Regions from separate parts of the Homo sapiens genome. Here region 1 is linked to region 2. The links are chromatin contacts, found by Hi-C or POLR2A ChIA-PET in ENCODE. All regions are on one chromosome and are shown on one strand. Each heading gives the region's core, a stretch centred on a gene start or an enhancer-like site at or near the end of the contact. The rest is flanking DNA. Distances are from core to core; before and after follow the strand shown.

Region 1 (5,281 bases), core at 761-3,260, 260 kb after region 2:
GGCTGAGGCTCAAGGTTATGTCGAGCATGGCTGGGTTCAGCCCCTCTCGCCTCTCACAGAGAGAAAAGCAAGGATTTGTCTTCAGGGCCCAAATCCCAGATCTGGGCTTTCCTCCCTCAAACCAGGTGCCCTGGGCAAGTGACTTCTCCCTGAGCCCCAGTTTCCTCACCTGTAAACAGAGGAGGGTGAAAGGCCTGGCTCTCAACAGGTCCTCCTTGTGCATTTCACTGACTTCTTCACTATAACCCAGGAGACCTGACATTTACACAGAGGGGCAGGAACACGAATACTGGCAGGCCCAGGGGTGTGACATGGGACACAGCACAGGCCTGCACACAGGACTGTGGGCATGAGGCAACCTGGTATGGAGACTAAACCCAACCTAGCCTCATTCCTCTGACTTCTAAAACCCTGTGTGGCGAGCAGACCCGAGGCTGCTGGTGGAAACCCCTGCTTTCCTCCTTGTGAGGTTCCGGGGAAAATCTGACAGGCTTTAATAAGGAGGAAGCCCTGAACGGACAAGACAGCGTCCTCTCCTCTACTCACCTCCCCCATCTGGCTGGCATAGAGAAATGAGTTGGTTGGGGACCCCAAGTACGGGTGCTAGCAATGGCACTCACCTGGGGCTTCCTCACCTCCCTGCCCAGGGCCTTCCCCTGCTCTTCTTGGTGTCTCCACCTCCTGGCTGACTTCACCTCTGTCTCCTCTCCACTCTGAGCCAGGCTGCCTGATTTCAAATGCCAGCTCCTTCTTTTCTAGCTGGGTGACGTCAAGCTATAAACCTCTCTGTGCCTCAGCTTCCTGATCTATGAAATGGGGCATTTCTCCCCATCATTTGGCTGAGAAGAGAAAATCAGCTAACCTCTGTAAAGCACCCAGAAGGTACTTGAACGAGACCTGATGGTGAGGCAAGTTGGTTATTTTTATTCAGATGGGCCTCCCAGAGGGAAGCCTAGCTCCTTAGCACCTTTCTCCCTCCCAGAGACCTCTGCAGATGAAGGCTGGTCTCAGTGAAGAGCAAGCAAGGATTGGCTCTGAGTCAAAATAAAGAGGAAGGACGTGGGTGAGGACGTGAATTTTATGATCCCTGAGCAATGTCACCCTGGTGCCCAGGAACTAACCCCCTCACCTGCTTCCCCAGTAGGTCTGACTGCTCCAGGCCCCTGCTGCAACTACTTGGGCAAAAGCTTGGCCCTCTGGAAGCTTGCATTCCCTAGGAAGCGGGCACATTAGAGGTTCAGGAGGAGGGAGCTCAGAGCAGTCAACCACATGAAGTTACCTTTCATCCAGGGCCTTTGTGGCCAGCAAGTCAAAAACAAAATATTATTGTTCCCACTTTGCAGATGAGAAAACTGAGGCCCAGAGTAGCGATGTGACTCACCTAAGGTCATGCGGCTGAGGAGCTGGCTCGGGAGTACACATCTGCCCAGGCACCTGCACCACACCTAACAGGCAGAACGCAATGGGCTCAGTTGCCTCATCTGCAAAATAGACTCTCAGCATCCATCCTGCACCTGGCAAAGGAGGCGGAGAAGGGCAAGGATTCCACCCCCAAGCCGGCCACGCCGCCCGCCGTCCTGCTCCAACACCCACAGAAAGACAGGAAATGGCTCGCCCAGGATTCTCACTTGGCCTTCCCTTCTAGCATCCACTTTAAGATTGGCAGGGGCTGCTCTGAGCAAAGCCACCGCAGCTGTGACCCCTTGAGGTCAGTGTTCGTGGCAGGGGCTGCAGGGTTGTGATGGGCCAGACATTGAGGATAGCACTTGAGAGGGCTGGGGACCCTCTGCTTTGGCATTCTAAAGGTCTGAGTCCCTCCTAGGACAGGCCAGAGACAGCATCTAAAGATACCCAGAGATAGGGACGCAGCAGGCCCAGTGGGCTGCTAGAATCCCAGCAGCCAGGAGAGTGATGTGTCCCAGCAGAGGAGGCCACTGGAACAGAGCAAAAACCACAGGAACCGAAACTTCCCGGGTGCCCATGAGTCACCACCCTGTGAGGGCTGGGCCCTGGGGCTGGGTGGGAACTTTCCCAGGCCTTGACCCTCAGCTCAAGGGCATGTCCCTTGACCCCATGACAACACAAAGAGAGGGCTGCAGCCTGGGGTTCACACCCTGGTATGTCTCTGTCTTACTCTCAGTATCTCTGCCAAGAGATCATTTGATTCATTAATTAGTGTAAGTATGTATATCTTTAGAATAGGAAATACAGGCATATTGCAAAAAAAAAAAAAAAGTGAAAATCAAGCCTCCTCCCCTCCCCTGTTCTTCACTATCAAGTTCCTCTGCCCCCAAGTCTCCTCCTTGGAGGCCTCCACTCCTACCAGTTTCTTTAAAGCCATATATGTTTGTATATGCATTTAGAAACCCAAATGCAAACATGTGTGTGTTCATTCTTTTCCTCTTTTTACACAAATGGTAGCATGTCAATATACCTTGGAACCCTCTCCTTATAGAAACATACAGGGTCCATTCTCCTTTCTTCAGTGGTTTAAATCAATACTAATATGTATTTCGTATAATTCTGTGGGTTGAAGAGGCACAGTTGGGAGGTCCTCCATTCCATGTGACGTAGCTAATGTCATCTGTATGTTGGTTCTGCTTAACAGTTGTGTAGAGTCCCATTGTACGGACATCATTGTTTATTTAATCAGTCCCCTATTGATTAACATTTGGAGATTGACAATCTTTTGCTTTGATAAATAATGCCACAGTGAATGAGGAGCACACACGTCCCCTGTGTATCCGCATGATGAAATCCTAGGGTTGGCTGTGCCGGTCAGAGGGAAGAGCAGGTGTGGTTTGGCAGGGGCTCCCAGTGGCTCTCCCAGACACGCTGATTCCTCTTCCTGCCAGCCCCACACTCTGGCACCTGTCCTTGCACCCTCAGCAGCAGAGTGTGCCATACTTTTGATCTTTTTGATATAATGGTTCAAAAAGGGTCTTTTTTTTTTTTTTTTGAGACAGGGTTTCTCTCCCATTGCCCCGGCTGGAGTGCAATGGCACGACCTCAGCTCACTGCAATCTTTGCCTCCCAGGCTCACATGATTCTCCTGCCTCAGTGTCTGGAGTAGCTGGGACTACAGGCACATGCCACTGCACGCAGCTAATTTTTGTATTTTTAATAGAGATCTGCCTGCCTTGGCCTCCCAAAGTGCTGGGGTTACAGGCGTGAGCCACCACACTCGGCCTAAAAGAGGGTCTTTTATTGAAGTTTTAATTTGCATTTCTTTTATGAGTAAGGCTGAGTAACTTTTCATCTATTTAAGAGCCACTTATATATTCTTTTGAAACGGTCTTCCTATATTTTGCCCATTTTTTAAATTGAGTTATTGGTTTGTTCTTGTTGCTGGGTAGGAGATCTTTATACAATAAAGAAATTAATCCCTTCTTTGCAATACGAATTGCGATTTTATTTCTCAGCTAATTTCTCTCATTCTCTGCAGGAGTGGCCCAGAGTGACCAACCCAAAGGGGGTGGAATCTCTAGGCTGTAACAGTGGAGGACTGGGTCTATTCTGAGCTGGAGAGTATGGCTGGGACGGTATAGAAGAGAAATGGCTTCCAACAGCTCCTGCCCTGGCAGGTGGCTTGGGGGAGCCCACTCTGGCCTGGCCAGATCTCCAGGGCCCCAGGCCCAGGCATCATCCTATGAGAGGGAGGCCAACACCTAGAAGGTCCAAGCAGTCTGAGGGGTTCAGGGGCCCAAGGTCACCAGAAAGAAAGAGAACCCAGGGTTCCTGGGTCCCAGTGTGCTGTTCTGCACCTGGGCCAAGGCCCTGGAAAGCTCCAGAAGGCAGCATGCCTGTTAATAACATCTCACATTTACAGAGCCCTCCCATATGTCCAGCCCTGCACAGGTACTTGACTGTCACCACCCCCACACACAAACCCATTTTGTTCTCCCCAGCAACTCCATGGGGGTGAGAGCCAATGTTATTGCTCTACGACAGAGGAGGAAACGGAGGTCTGTCTACATGACACACCCTGGAGAAGTGGGGCTGGCCCACCAGAAAGCAGCAGCTCTTACTCAGCGGAGAAGTCCAGCCAAAGTCCTGGGGTGGGGGCCTCATTAGGGCGCTGCTTGGGGAGCAGAACCTCTTGCAGACTGAGCAGAGAATTTCTACCTGCCCTCCCCTCAGAGGGGCCTGAGCCTTCCTTACCAGGCTGGTCACTGATGCGTCCTTGAATAAACTGTCTAAAAGAGCACCCAGCAAGGGCCTGGCCCCGCCACTGCCCTCTTGCTTTGTCAAATAAACCCGAGAAATGTTTTCAGGCCCAGGAATCCTGGAGAGGGAGGCACAGCCCTGCAGAAAGGGACAGAGCTGCTCTGGCTTGGAGCCAGAAGTGCTGCTATCAACTTGCAGAGGCTCCTTGGACAACTGTCACCTTGCTGGCTTCAAATGCAAGGAAGGAACTGGGTCAGATAGTGTCTGTGTCCTTTGTCACTCAGAGCAGTACCACTCTGGGGTGTGATACCCCTTCCCAGGCCTCCCTCCCAGAGTGTCTAATGCTCCTTCATCCTGCTTCTCACCCACCAGCACCCACCAGTTGCGGTTACTCCCGTGAGGTCCAGGAGAGCAGCTGCCACGTGGGTCCTGTTTAGCTCTGTCGCCCAGTCACCTGGCAGACATGCAGAAGTGTTTGTTGAATGAATGAATGAGCAAAACTCCATTGCTTTGCCAGAGGACACCACTAAAGAGCCAATGAAGAGTGTGATCAGGTTTCTTGAAGCCCTTCCCTGGAGCAAAACCCCTGCTGCTCCAGAGACATTGGTGAATTCCTCCCTAAGGAGGAGCCCCAGACAGAAGGCCAGGCTTCAGGAGCTCTGGGCTGGCAGGGGCAGGGTGGGGTGAGAGACAGTCTTCCAAGCTGAATCACCCACCAGCCTCGGGGACCCGGGGATGAATGGTGGCAGAGCAGGTAGGAGTGAAAAGGGCCTTTGGTGCTTTCCAGCTTTCTGGAGAAGCACAGGTGGGATGTGAACAGTGGGCTGCTTTGTTGAGAACTAGGCAAGCAGCAGGCTAGGCGGAGTCATCTCTTGCGTGTCTGTGCCACATGGCCCACCTTCCCACTTCCTTGCTTCACAGCCCAGCAAAGAGGTGGTTCTCTGCAGAATGCCGGCCCTAACCCATTTCCTTCCTGGATGCGGGGAAGCCCCTTTTCCCCTGGACCTGGACTGCCACAAAGGCCCTGCCATCAGCAGCCCAGCTGGCTCCCTCAAGACACTGAATCGTTTTACTCCCTGAAGCCTTGAGGTCTCCCTGTCTCCCACCCTGCCCA
Region 2 (4,573 bases), core at 1,746-4,245:
GAGAGGGGTGGGTATTGGAACCTCTGGCTTGGATGTGAGAAATCTGAGACTCAAGAATGTTAGATGACTAATGAGTGGCGGAGCAGACTCAGACACCCAGGCCTCCTGACTCCCACGCCATTTGGACAGGAGCCAGAATGCATCTCTGGGAATGGTTCCCCCAAAGTTGTGCAGTGCGCAGCCTATGAGGCTGTATTTGGCGGTCGCACCTCTGTGCCTGGTACAGTGCCCTAAATAAGGCAGATGCTCAGTAAGTGTGGGTGGATTCAGTGGAACCACAGTGCAGAGGCAGCTCTCTTTTCTCTTCTTCCTTCCCTGTTTCCTTCTCAAATCTGTTTTTTTCTCCCCTCTTTAACTCCCTGCATTTTCCACTGAATTTTTCATTGGGAAGAAGCACATTTAGAGATGTGAAGCACACACTTTGCTGGGCTTCAGCTTTGATGAATCTTTGATGCTGACACTGGGGAGGCAGATGCTGCAGCAGATTGGGGGTGGGGAGGGAGGGGTTGGGGAGGGGCCTCTAAGGGCATGATTTCCCCCTCCCCTGCCCCTTCCAGAGGGAGCTCAAAGCTGCCACTTGCCTTGCCCAACTGTGCTCTACAGCATGAATTGTGTGTGAGTGCTGGGGCATGAGGTGGGTGAGAGAGTGCATGCTGGAAGTGGGAGGGGCCAGATGAGGGGGAGGGCAGTTGCAAGTCACCAGTACCTCTGACATCACCCACATTAACCTTAGCTCCCTCCACTTCCCCTCACTTCTCCATGAATGTGGAGGTCATATCAATTTCTAGCTGTGTGACGTGGTGAGGCACTTAATCTTTTTGAGTCTTAGTTCCTCAATAGTCCATTGGAGATGCTAATACCTTCCTCCTAAGGCCACTGTGAGTAAACAAGACACCCTATTTGCTGTGCCTGACTCATACTACATGGTAAATATTTATTTATTCATTCCATTCACTTGTCCCTCTGTTGAAATTCACTTTTAAGAGCCTGGTGAGGCAAGGTTTGTTCAACATGAGTGGTTATCTGTGAGGCCCTGGGTGAGCCCTGCCTTGGAGAGCTGTTACTCATCTTTTCCTTTTCTTTTCTTTTCTTCTTTTTTTTTTTTTTTTTTTTTTTGAGACAGGGTCTCATCTTGACACCTAGGCTGGAGTGCAGTGGCACAATCACAGCTCACTGCAACCTCAACCTCCTAGGCTCAGTAGACCCTCCCACCTCAGCCTCCTGAGTTGCTGGGACTACAGGTGCGTGCCACCACACCCTGCTAATTTTTTGTGTGTGCCTGTATTTTTTGTAGAGGTGGGGTTTCTCCTTGTTGCCCAGGCTGGTCTTGAACTCCTGGGCTCAAGTGATTCACCCACCTTGGCCTCCCAAAGTGTTGGGATTGCAGGCATGAGCTACGGCGCCCAGCCTGATACTCATCTTTGCACAGTCTACACAACAGTAGTGGATAATGGACAGATGGAGACCCATCCTGGCATGGAGGTTCTGAGCTTCAGTTCTCACCTGACCTGGTGGTTGGACATGTGGCTCCAGTAACCCCTTCTGGGGGAGAGACTCTGCTTGAGTCACACTGGGTGCCCCTCAGTGCCGAGCACAGGTATCTGGCCCAGAGCACTGCTGGGCAACAGACCAAGGAGGATGGTGCTGGAGGACATTTGGGTGTGGTGAGAGGCTATCCCTTCCCCCTGATTTGCCGCTCTATACCGCCTCTGTCAGGGTTGTAGGACCCTTACCAGGCAGGGAGAGATGGTGATTGTTTTGTGGTCATTCCCCTGTAATTTGCTTCATATCATCTTTGCATGATTTGTAACTGCCCATCAGGTTCATCTTGCCTGCTGTCTAGACAGAGCCAATTTATCAAGATAGGGGAGTTGCAATAGAGAAAGAGTTCAATTCATGTAGAGCCGGCTGTACGGGAGACTGGAGTTTTATTATTACTTAAATCAGTCTCCCTGAGAATTCAGGGATCGGTGTTTTTAAGAATAATTTAGTGGGTAGGAGGACAGTGAGTCAGGAGTGCTGATTGGTTGGCTTGGGGATGAAATCATAAGGAGTCAAAGCTGTCCTCTTATGCTGAGGCGGTTCCTGGGTGGGGGCCACAGAAGTGGTTGGCAGGTCCAGCTGGGGCCATCAGGTTGCCAGACATGCAAAAAACTGAAAAGTTATCTCAAAAGGCCAATGTTAGGTTCTACAACAGTGATGTTATCTTCAAGAGTAATTGGAGAAGTTGTAAATCTTATGACCTCCAGAACAATAGCTGATAATAATTAGAATTCAAGCCCCTCTTATCCTAACTTGGTGGCCTTTTATTTGTTTTACAAGAACACGTTAGCTTTTGGGAAGAGCTGTTATTTAAACTATAAATGTCTCCCAGAGTTAGCTTGGCCCAAGCCCAAGAATGAGCAAAGAGAGCCAACTTGTGAGGCTTGAGACAAGATGGAGTCAGCCCTGTCAGGTTTCTCTCACTGTCATAATTTCCTTAGTTATGATTTTTGCAAAGGCGGTTTCAGATTTGCCTTTTACTAAAACACACAGGCTTGCACTTCATCTTGAGTGAGTGTGTGTGCATCTCTGGCTGGTCCTCCAGAGCTGGGTCCAGCAGGCCAATCCCTGTGCCCCTCTGGAGTTTCTCCAAGGCCACCCTGGGCATTTCCAGTAGGATATTGTTGCTCCACATCAGGGCTCCTGCCAGCAGCGTAGCTGTGCTCCACACAGAAGTCCCTCAGCTGGTGACCACAGAATAATGAATGCCAATCTGGATGTTAGTTTGCACACATTTGCATACCCCAGGGGTCTGCCTGGCCTGTGAGGTCTTTCTGACTCTGAGCAGCTATGATGCTGTGATTAACCTCACAAATGCATAATGGATCTTGAGGTCCTTTCCCGGCAGAGATGTTGGGGAACTAATGCAACCCCCTGCCTTTTCTCTTAAGCTGCCTTCAGGGCTGATATCATGGGTTGGTCAACTGCCTGAGATTTCTTCCTCTATCTGGGGTTAGCAAGACACCTAAAAGGTAATCCTCCCCACCTCTCCCCACCCGCATAGTGCTATTAGTCAGCTACACCTGAGTGTGAATTACTTTAGTCAGATTTCTTTCCCATTAATATCCTCAAGGGAAGGGGATTTAATAGAAGTAGAGTGAGTGCCTAAATTACTCACGGAGCCCTGGGCAGGTTCTGCCTTTCAGCATGACTCATCTTTGTGTGGTCTGCACAAACAGCCAAGTATAAAGGATAAGAAGGGAGCTGCCCCTGGCACCAGAAGCCCTTGTCTGGGCAGATGGAAGTGTTATGGGGAGGGAAGGCCCCAGAAGAATTGGGGAGAGGGGTATCCCTCATGGACTTTGCTCTCACATGGGGTGTAGTTGGCCATTCAATCACCTCTGGTCTGCTGCCCACTGCCTGTCTTGCTGTCTGGATGTCTAAGACAACCCTAAGACGCCTGGATGTCAGAGCCTGTGGTGCAAACATTTGGCTGCCAGCAAGGGTCACTGTTCTGGTTTTCAAGGCCAAATCAGAGTGGGTTTTTCTGGGGTTTGGGAGCAGCAGGAGCTAGAAGGTAAAGGGCTGACACCTTGTTAGGGGTGGGTGGTGTTCACTCCCACCAGGAATTCTTTTGCAGCCAAATAACAGAGAAGCTTCAGGCTTGAATTTGGCCCACAAATCTGAGCCCTCATAATGGAGATGTGGGAGTCCCTAAGCCCCCGTGTTGGGGTGCCGTGGGGGTGCCCGTCAGACGCCCCCGTGCCGCAGGTGGGCAGATGGACCCAGCGGGCCGCTCCCCTCTGCAGTCTCAGCTCCTCCTCATGGGCACCTGTGGGGCACCACATGCAGCTGAAATGTCGGGGCCTGGGACTGCCTCGCCGGGGGGCGCTGGGTAGCTCATGCCCCCTTGTCTGTGCAGTGAGAGGTTCCCTGAGGAACATTCTGGAGCTGGCATCTTAGCTCCGCCACTCGTCACCAGGCAGTACCCCGAGGTTCAGGTGCTGGCATCGGGGGAGGAGCTTCTGCAGGTCACACCGGACGTTGGGCTCTGTTGAGCCCAGAGCCTCTCAGGAGCTGGCCGAGTGTGCAGCTGGTGGAGGAAGCTCAGTGCTTCCTGTCCCCAGGCGCTCCCTTGATGACTGCCAGGAACCTTGAGGTTAGAGGGTGCTGATCTGGCTTTCAGGAGATTCCCCCACCCCCACATTGACACAGCTCTGGGAAGAAGCAGCACTTCAGCTGCCCTCAGTGACACTGGGATTACAAAGAAGAAAGGCCCCAGGACACAGCGTGTCATTCATGGGAACAAGACGGGGTGGAGAGGGGAGGCCACCTCAAAGACACATTCCTCCCTGGTCCTGATGTCCTCCCTCTACATGCAGAGCTTCACTGATTCCACCTGGAGCTCACAGTCACTTTGGGGAGGGGTGTTGCTGGCATAAGGCTCCTCTCCTGTCTCACAGATGGGAACACTGAGGCTCATGGTGACTTGCCCAAGACCACAGAGCTGAGATTCAGCAGAGCCAGGCCTTGTGGCTGTGAGTAAGGCACAGCTGGCCTGGGGCCATAAGTAGACCCAGGGGAATTTAGG

What was found. A loop is a pair of places that touch in the nucleus more often than their neighbours do. ChIA-PET counts read pairs that join two places held with the same protein, here RNA polymerase II (POLR2A). Pooled maps may share reads with other maps.
Region 1: a pooled map shows a loop between it and region 2 (2.8-fold over the local background). The contact joins the enhancer-like site here to the promoter of LINC02205 in region 2. A Hi-C loop is called at or near these places in 2 of 168 maps with a recorded cell type or tissue (CD8-positive, alpha-beta T cell and naive thymus-derived CD4-positive, alpha-beta T cell), 1 of 37 single-sample maps with no recorded cell type and 11 of 50 pooled maps. POLR2A ChIA-PET finds 5 or more read pairs at or near these places in 4 of 52 experiments (CD8-positive, alpha-beta T cell, activated B cell, activated CD4-positive, alpha-beta T cell and 1 more).

The regions. Positions count from the first base shown.
Region 1 is chr15:70,242,825-70,248,105 of GRCh38, reverse strand. No RefSeq gene overlaps it. Among named protein-coding and RNA genes, the nearest start is that of TLE3, 150 kb to the right of the region's middle. RefSeq lists an enhancer at 2,107-2,156. Within about 2 kb of position 2,010, at least 3 of the 41 ENCODE cell types and tissues checked have a DNase peak (open chromatin) inside an H3K27ac peak, as active enhancers do.
Region 2 is chr15:70,504,350-70,508,922 of GRCh38, reverse strand. It overlaps LINC02205 (long intergenic non-protein coding RNA 2205), which reads left to right and starts at 2,995. Exons shown (of 2, transcript NR_146562.1): 1 at 2,995-3,014. RefSeq lists enhancers at 3,057-3,106, 4,397-4,446, 4,487-4,573, 4,380-4,573.